2 separate regions of the Homo sapiens genome follow, and region 2 is linked to region 1. A link is a contact called in ENCODE Hi-C or POLR2A ChIA-PET data. All regions are on one chromosome and are shown on one strand. The core of a region is the stretch at or near the end of the contact, and the rest is flanking DNA. Distances in the headings are between cores, read along the strand shown. Region 1 has its middle 12 kb from the start of MIR6729. Region 2 holds the start of AGTRAP (angiotensin II receptor associated protein).

Evidence for each region. Hi-C counts contacts between places; a loop is a spot of excess contacts on that map. ChIA-PET counts read pairs that join two places held with the same protein, here RNA polymerase II (POLR2A). Pooled maps may share reads with other maps.
Region 2: a loop to region 1 is called in a pooled map, with 2.8 times the contacts of the local background. The contact joins the promoter of AGTRAP here to the enhancer-like site in region 1. A Hi-C loop is called at or near these places in 1 of 37 single-sample maps with no recorded cell type and 2 of 50 pooled maps. POLR2A ChIA-PET finds 5 or more read pairs at or near these places in 1 of 52 experiments (activated CD4-positive, alpha-beta T cell).

What each region holds. Positions count from the first base shown.
Region 1 is chr1:12,039,015-12,043,446 of GRCh38, forward strand. No RefSeq gene overlaps it. Among named protein-coding and RNA genes, the nearest start is that of MIR6729, 12 kb to the left of the region's middle. RefSeq lists a cis regulatory region at 1-357 and enhancers at 140-639, 1,705-1,774. Within about 2 kb of position 1,502, at least 3 of the 41 ENCODE cell types and tissues checked have a DNase peak (open chromatin) inside an H3K27ac peak, as active enhancers do.
Region 2 is chr1:11,733,528-11,737,499 of GRCh38, forward strand. It overlaps AGTRAP (angiotensin II receptor associated protein), which reads left to right and starts at 2,609. Exons shown (of 5, transcript NM_020350.5): 1 at 2,609-2,708. The coding sequence starts at 2,682.

The sequences.
Region 1 (4,432 bases), core at 252-2,751:
GAGAATGGAAGCAGGGCATGGAGTCCTTTGATCCAGTGGCCTTCACCCCCAGCTCCTGGAAGGGCTGTTGCTGGGAGCAGATGCCGGCAGCAGCCTTCTTGCCAGTTTCATTAGCATGGAGGCTCTGAGGACAGGGAGGGAGGAGGGATGTGGGTGGGCAGGACCCTCCCTGGGGCCAGTGCTGAGGCTGTGAGGGTGGATGGCTGAAGCCTTGCAGGAAGTTTTGAGAGGAAGCTGGGCCCACAGGATCGTGATGTGATCAGTTGGGGTGGCATAAGAGTGCCTGATGATGGTTTGGGTGGCCTTTGGGGACATCCCCTGTCATGCCATCACCATGCTGAGCTCTGACCACACTCTCTTTGGCCCTCTTTATCTGTGGCTAAGAGTTGGCAACACAGCCTCTGAAACTCAGCAGAAACCCCTCTGCTTCCCCCAGCCCTGCCTCCTCTATCCCCCACCATTGTTGATGGGATACCAGAGGCACCCAGGTGTCCTGGGCCTCCAGCTCCCGAGGCAAGGAAGCCTTTCTTGGCCAGCCAGGACTCATGACATCTCAGCCAGTGGAGAAGGGGAGAGGGAGGGCTTTGAGAATTCCCCAGGCCTCAGATTTGGTGGGGGAACCCTTCCTGTCCACCAGGATTGAGGGTTACAGAACACCCCAGCCTCGAGGGAGAACTAGCTGCCCCCCATCCCATTCCCAGCAAATTCTGACAAACACCCCCTGACTCCCATGGTGGAAGTTTGCCAGGTGTCAACTAAAGAAAATAAAAAGCTGAAGAATTAGAGTTCGGGCTGGGTGTGGTAGCTCACACTTGTAATCCCAGTAATTTGGGAGGCTGAAGCCAGTGGATTGCCCGAGCCCAGGAGTTTAAGAGCAGCCTGGGCAACATGTAGAGATGAAACCCCATCTCTACTGAAAATACAAAAAATTAGCCAGGCATGGTGACATACATCTGTGGTTCCCAGCTACTTGGTAGGCTGAGGTGGGAGGATCACCTGAGCCCGGGGAAGTCTGAGACTGCAGTGCGTGGTGATCACAACACTGCACTCCAGCCTGAGCAACAGAGTGAGACCATGTCTAAAAATAAATAAATAAATAAAAATGCCGGGCGTGGTGGCTCAAGCCTGTAATCCCAGCACTTTGGGAGGCCAAGGTGGGCAGATCACTTGAGGTCAGGAGTTCGAGACCAGTCTGACCAACATTGAGAAACCCAGTCTCTACTAAAAATACAAAATTAGCCGGGCGTGGTGGCACATGCCTGTAATGTCAGCTACTCGGGAGGCTGCGGGAGGAGAATCGCTTGAACCCGGGAGGCAGAGGTTGCAGTGAGCTGAGATCACACCATTGCATTCCAGCCTGGGCAACAAGAGTGAAACTCCGTCTCAAAAACAAAAAACAAAAACTTTAGAGTTCTTTTTATTCAGAAGTTTTACCAGGACTATAGACCGAGCCTATTGCCTGAGAGCAGCCCTGTGGAGGGGTTCTATCAGCTGCTCTGGCAGTTTCAGTTCACAGTTTATGTACAGGTGGTGAAGCTGTAATATGTACAAAATCACATCGAGGTTTGGGTATAGAGTACATCTGGCTATAGATGACTAAAGCACATCTGCTGAATCGATTGTGGAGGCAGAATCACTAACCCCACCAGATGGTATCTTATGTGTAGGAAAAAGCAAGTCTGGGGCCATTTATCTTTCAAGGAATATAGTGACTCACGCAAGAGACATGGGGCTCTATTCTGTTTTGTCTTCAAAGCATCCCTCCAGAGAGCTGCCCATTGTCACAGAGCCAGCGGCTTGTGAATCCACTCAAGCAGAAATGAGCAAACATAACTTCTTACATTTGCTACTTAGGCTCACCCAGGAGAGGAAGCAGCCCCAGGTGCCAGCTGTGTGTTGCAGAACACTGGACCTGGAGCCTCAGCCTGGGGGTCAGTGTTGGCTGCTGCTCCTGCACAAGTCAGTGGGCTTCTCTGAGCCTCAGTTTCCTCATCTGTAGAATGGGGATTAGAATGCTACCTACTGGGCCAGGCACCGTGGCTCACACCTATAATGCCAACACTTTGGGAGGCCAAGGTGGGTGGATTGCTTGAGCCCAGGAGCTCGAGACCGGCTTGGGCAACATAGGGAGACCCCTGTCTCTACAAAAGAATTTAAAAAATTAGCCAGGTGTGGTGGCACGAACCTGTGTTTCCAGCCACTTGGGAGGCTGAGGCAGGAGGATCACTTGAGCCCAGGAGTTGGAAGCTGCAGCGAGCCACGGTCGAGCTACTGCACTCCAGCCTGGGTGACAGAGCAAGACCCTGTCTCAAAAAACAAAACAAAACAAAACAAAACAACAACAACAAAAAAAAAAAACCCAGAAAACCAAGAATGTTACCTACTGCGTTGGGGTTTTTAGAGGATGAAATTAGATGATCAGGAGATGAAATGCGTAGTGCAGTACTGGGCCTAATAAATGTGCAACATTATTATTTGAAACCAGGGCCTGTGTGCATATTGGCAGATGAGGATCCTGTCTCTAGAGGGGTCCACCCCACCTGGCCAGATACACAGTAAGGAATGAGCCGAGTGGGAGCAGGGGAAGTTTCAGGTGATTCTTCCATGAAATGATGGACACAGGGCGCTGGCCCAGTGTCTGTGCTGGAGTAGGGCCCTGCGGGCCTCCAAGCCTGGGAGGGTCAGAGGCCTGAAAACCACTCAGGCCCTTCCAGGAATCTTTGGTTGGGAACTCTAGGGACTCTGTAGGACACGGTGTGGGAACAGAGCAGGATGGGGGCAGTTACCCACACCTCCATTCCACTCCTCCTGCAGGGTAAGACCTGCTCAAGTCCCGCCTTCAGGCCGGATTGCCCAAACCTTTCCTCAGTCTCCCTGCCTGGCCACGTGGACTCCCCATCCCCGTAAAACCCTCCTGTGGTTCTCCTGACCGGGATGGGTGGGTTCCTTGGGACTTCTTGCCTTGCTGGGCTGGGCCCTTCTGAAGGACAAGGGTCTCCCAGGTGCTGATCCTCCCTGTGGGCCTCAGCTGCCAAAGGACTCTGAGGACACTGACATTTGGGAGAGCCGGCATCTTCTCTGGGTCCCTGATGTGGGTTCAGAGGTGGCCCCCCAAAGATATGTCCACCTAGAACTTCAGAGTATATGACCTTATTTGGAATAAGGGTCTATGCAGATATAATTTTTTTCTTTTTTTTTTTTTTTTTTTGAGATAGTCTCACCCTATCACCCGCTAGGGCTGTATAACAGAACACCACAGACTGCAGGGCTTAAGCAACATAAATTTCTTTTCTTTTTTTCTTTCTGTTTTTTGTTTGTTTGTTTTTGGTTGCCCAAGCTGGAGCGCAGTGGCACGCTCTCGGCTCACTGCAACCTGCGCCTCCCGGGTTCAAGTGATTCTCCTGCCTCAGCCTCCCGAGCAACTGGGACTACAGACGCACACCACCATACCTGGCTAATTTTTTGTATTTTCAGTAGAGACAGGGTTTCACCATGTTGGCTAGGATAGTCTTGAACTCCTGACCTTAAGTGATCCACCCGCCTTGGCCTCCCAAAGTGCTGGGATTACAGGCGTGAGCCACCATGCCCAGCCTTTCTGCAGATGTAATTAAGGTAGGGTAATGGGGCTCTTAAGACGCGAGTCCCTCTCCCTCTCCCTCTCCCTCTCCCTCTCCCTCTCCCTCTCCCCACGGTCTCCCTCTGATGCCGAGCCGAAGCTGGACTGTACTGCTGCCATCTCGGCTCACTGCAACCTCCCTGCCTGATTCTCCTGCCTCAGCCTGCCGAGTGCCTGCGATTGCAGGCGCGCGCCGCCACGCCTGACTGGTTTTCGTATTTTTTTGGTGGAGACGGGGTTTCGCTGTGTTGGCCGGGCCCGTCTCCAGCTCCTAATCGCGAGTGATCCGCCAGCCTCGGCCTCCCGAGGTGCCGGGATTGCAGACGGAGTCTCGTTCACTCAGTGCTCAATGGTGCCCAGGCTGGAGTGCAGTGGCGTGATCTCGGCTCGCTAAAACCTCCACCTCCCAGCCGCCTGCCTTGGCCTCCCAAAGTGCCGAGATTGCAGCCTCTGCCCGGCCGCCACCCCGTCTGGGAAGTGAGGAGCGTCTCTGCCTGGCCGCCCATCGTCTGGGATGTGAGGAGCCCCTCTGCCTGGCTGCCCAGTCTGGAAAGTGAGGAGCGTCTCTGCCCGGCCGCCATCCCATCTAGGAAGTGAGGAGCGTCTCTGCCCGGCCGCCCATCGTCTGAGATGTGGGGAGCGCCTCTGCCCTGCCGCCCCGGCTGGGATGTGAGGAGCGCCTCTGCCCGGCTGCGACCCCGTCTGGGAGGTGAGGAGCATCTCTGCCCGGCCGCTCCGTCTGAGAAGTGAGGAGACCCTCCACCCGGCAGCCGCCCCGTCTGAGAAGTGAGGAGCCCCTCCGCCCGGCAGCCACCC
Region 2 (3,972 bases), core at 1,359-3,858, 300 kb before region 1:
TATCACACCCTTCCGCCCCTACAGGGTCCTGTAAATGTCAGTTTAGTAAATGTCAGCTCTAATCCTAGGAGTTGTTTTGCGGTTTTTTTGTTTTTTTTTTGACATGGAATCTCACTCTGTTGCCCAGGCTAGAGTGCAGTGGCAGGATCTCGGCTCACTCCAACCTCCACCTCCCAGGTTCAAGCAATTCTCCTGCCTCAGCCTCCCAAGTAGCTGGGACCACAGGTGCACACCCCCATGCCTGGCTAATTTTTGTATTTTTAGTAGAGACGGGGTTTCATCATGTTGGCCAAAATGATCTCGAACTCCTGACCTCAAGTGATCCACCGGCCTCAGCCTCCCAAAGTGTTAGGATTACAGGCTTGAGCCACCGTGCCCGGCCTGTTTTTCATTTTCTCCTTACAAAGTGATCACAACTTTATTATATACCTAAAGGCTTGGATTAAATCCCTCTAGAATCTGGAGTGTATGGGAAATATTTTTTAGAAGGAAATTGATCAGGCTGCGCACTGTGGCTCACGCCTGAAATCCCAGCACTTTGGGAGGCCGAGGCGGGCAGATCACCTGAGGTCAGGAGTTTGAGACCAGCCTGGCCAACGTGGCAAAACCCTATCGCTACTAAAAATACAAAAATCAGCCGGGCATGTTGGCACCCACCTGTAGTCTCAGCCACTCAGGAGGCTGAGGCAGGAGAATCACTTAAACCCGGGAGACGGAGGTTGCAGTGAGCTGAGATCGCGCCACTGCACTCCAGCCTGGGTGACAGAGCCAGACTCCATCTCAAAAAAAAAAAAGATAATAATAACATAATATTCTAATATTGACTGCTTACTGAGAAATTACTCTCTTCTAAGTACTTTACTAATAACAATAATTAATTACCAATAATGAACTAATAATAATAATAGCAACCAGTCCTAAATCAAACTGGATGTAGCCATTTGGCTGGTCTCTAATTTACCCCTAGACTGGGGGGATCTGTGCCTCCTAAGAGGGCATTAAGTTAGGCCTATGGGCCCTGCAGCCCTGCAAAACTCTCCTCATCCATCCAGAGAAACCCTTTCTTTGCATCTGGAGAGACTATGGGTCTTGGTATTATCTAAGGACTCACCCAGGCAGTTTTGTAGGTTCCCACCTGGTTTCCCCCACCCTAGGAATAAGACCAAGTGCTCAGGTGTACCCTGAAGGTTTCCATACCTAGGTGACACTAAACAAAAGCTGGTGTTCTCTAAAGGAAAGTTGATGTTAGGAAGGGACCTGGAGGTAGAGCGGATTAATGTTCTTGTTGCGGTGGGGGGATGTGGTGGTCAACAATCTTTAAGGGAGGTGCCAGGTGAGGCAGGAGACAGCCCTTTCTTTCCTCATGTACAATTGGGGGAGGAATTTCTTATGGTTTTTCAGCTAGAGTTTTCTAAAACTTTTGGTATGCTGATTAAAGTGGGCTCCCACCAATTTGGCTCCTCAGGTGTTGCTTTTTGTTTGTTTGTTTTTCCCAGACAAGGTCTCACCCTGTCGTCCAGGCTGGAGTGTAGTGGCGTGATCTCGGCTCACTGCAGCCTCCCCGGTTCAAGCAATTCTCGTGCCTCAGCCTCCTGAGTAGCTGGGACTGCAGGTGCACACCACCATGCCCTGCTAATTTTGGTATTTTTAGTAGAGACGGGGTTTCACCATGTTGGCCAGGCTGGTCTCGAACTACTGAGTTCAGGTGATCCACCCTCCTTGGCCTCCCAAAGTGCTGGGATAACAGGGGTGAGCCACTGCGCCCAGCCTCATCTTGTGTTGGTAATAACAATAGCTTGTGTGTCCTGCCCATTTACTAAGTGCCGGGCACTGTTCTCTCCTAGAACAAACCGTAGTTAGACTCCTCTGAGTCCTCATCTTGACTAGGCCTCGGCCTTGGACCTCTGTGTCTTCCTGTCCTTGCTGGGCCTGAGCCTGCATAATAAACCAGTTTCAGCAAGAGTCCTGCTAAGTTAGCAAGAACTCCCCCATCCTTGATGTCTCCTCCTAGGAATCTTCCATTCCTGCTCCCTCATTCTGCTCTGGCTATAAATCCCTCCTTGGTCCTTGTTGTATTCGGTGTTGAGCCCAAACTCTCACTCCATGGCAATAACCCTACAGCAAGTCTTGAACAGTACTGGTTTAACAACAGTCCCAATAACGTTTTCTTTAACAACAGCAGTTAGCTCATTTAATCCTCATAAGGATCATATGAGGTAGGTAGCCTAAATAGCCCATTTACACAGGGAAGTGGGAAGGAGAGAGGGTGCCCCCAAGGATGAGACACAAGCTGTTGCCACATCAGCACTTTGCGCCTGGACGGTCCCCCAGTTGTCCTGGCTGCAGGCAGTCCGAACAGTCCGCTTCCTGGAATATTAGCCAGGCAGGATACGCCCTGGGCGACAGAAACTCCAACTTTCGCCAGCGGCCCCCAAGTACTGCCTGGGCGGTGGCGGGAGTCTGGAGCTTGGCTGAAGGCGCGAGCTGCCGACGCCGTCTCCTAGCAACCAAGCGGCGGTCACGTGACCCGCTCCAGCCCGTTTCACGTGGTCTTGAGCTGCGCTGGGGTTGGAGTGGCCGCAACGGGCGGGGCGGGGCGGGGCCGGGCAAGTTTGTTCCCCGAGTTCGGAGCCTAGGAGCCCCCCGCGGCTGCGGCGCAGGTGCCCTCGGCCTGAGTCGGGATGGAGCTGCCTGCTGTGAACCTGAAGGTGGCGACGGGCTGGGGGGAGGGTCCCCTTTGCGGGAGGAAGTGGGACATTTGCATTTTCCCGGAAGGTGGGAGGAAGGACCGGAGTTTTGGGGAAAGAGGGATGGTAGGGAGGAAGGGAAGGTACAGACCCCACGCAAGAAGGAGATGGGCAGGCAGGCCACAGCAGGGAGAGTGATCCAGGCACAGGCCAGCAGGGCGACACTGAGGGGCCGTGGGAGGTGGCAGCGGAGGGCAAGGGCCGCCCCCTCCCGGACTCAGACCCTCCCAGCGGGCAGCGCCGGTCCCAGCATTGCTGTTGCCTGCACGCCCAGAATTCCCCTGGAGGAGGAGGAAGGTGCGCGGGAGGGGCTTGTAGGCGGCTCACCTCCCCCGCGCGGGGTCAGGGACTGGGCTTGCCCCCCGGGTCCCAGCACCGTTTCAGGAGCCTCCTTGTTTGCTAAGTCGGGTTAAGGAAATCAGATGTTCCCAAGCAGTTGGTTTTATAAAGTTTACACATCCAGCGCCCTTATTTCATAATCAAGAAGCGCGAACTCCAACAGAAATTACTTAAAAGCAGAAAACCCCAACTTTGTGCACTGGGGAAAACACTGCAGGGCTTCCTGTGGTGTCTTCATTTCCCGAGCCGTGAGCTCAGTCCGGGTCTGGGTGCCAGCGGCTGTTCTTTTTCTCCCCGCCCAGCCCCGCCGCCCACGTGTCTGGGCTCCATTTGCATTAGAGGGGCTAGGGGCTGTAGTTTTGGTCAGGAAGGTGTGGACCTTGGACCAAACCGGCCATTTTGGGTCTTAGTGCAGCCTCCTTTGAGGCAATATCCAGGAATGTCCTCTTACTCATGAATGACAGAGCATTTAGCTCCCTGTTGGTGTCTGGGACTAAAGGAACCTGAGAAATAGATGGTTACAAAACAATGGCTTAATACACTTTATTATTACACAACATCTGTGCTATGACTTGCTATAGGCATGTTTCCCTTCTTAATCATACTTGCTTCAGCAAACCTTCCTGAAGCTTCCAGTCAAAGGTGGTGGGGAGACATGGCTGGAGCAAGGGAATGGGCTTGGATGGAACGTTCAGCTGGGAAGAAATTTACGTGACAGCAGCCGAGGCTTGTTGGTATCAATATGCACTCTATTCCAGGCAATGTGGGGTTAACACCAACTGCCTTTTCTCTGATGAGGGATTTGCTTAAAATAATTGCTGACAGAGGATCAGGTGAGGGCAGTGGGAGGGACAGAGCTCTAATTTATGGGCTTCTGTGGTGTGCC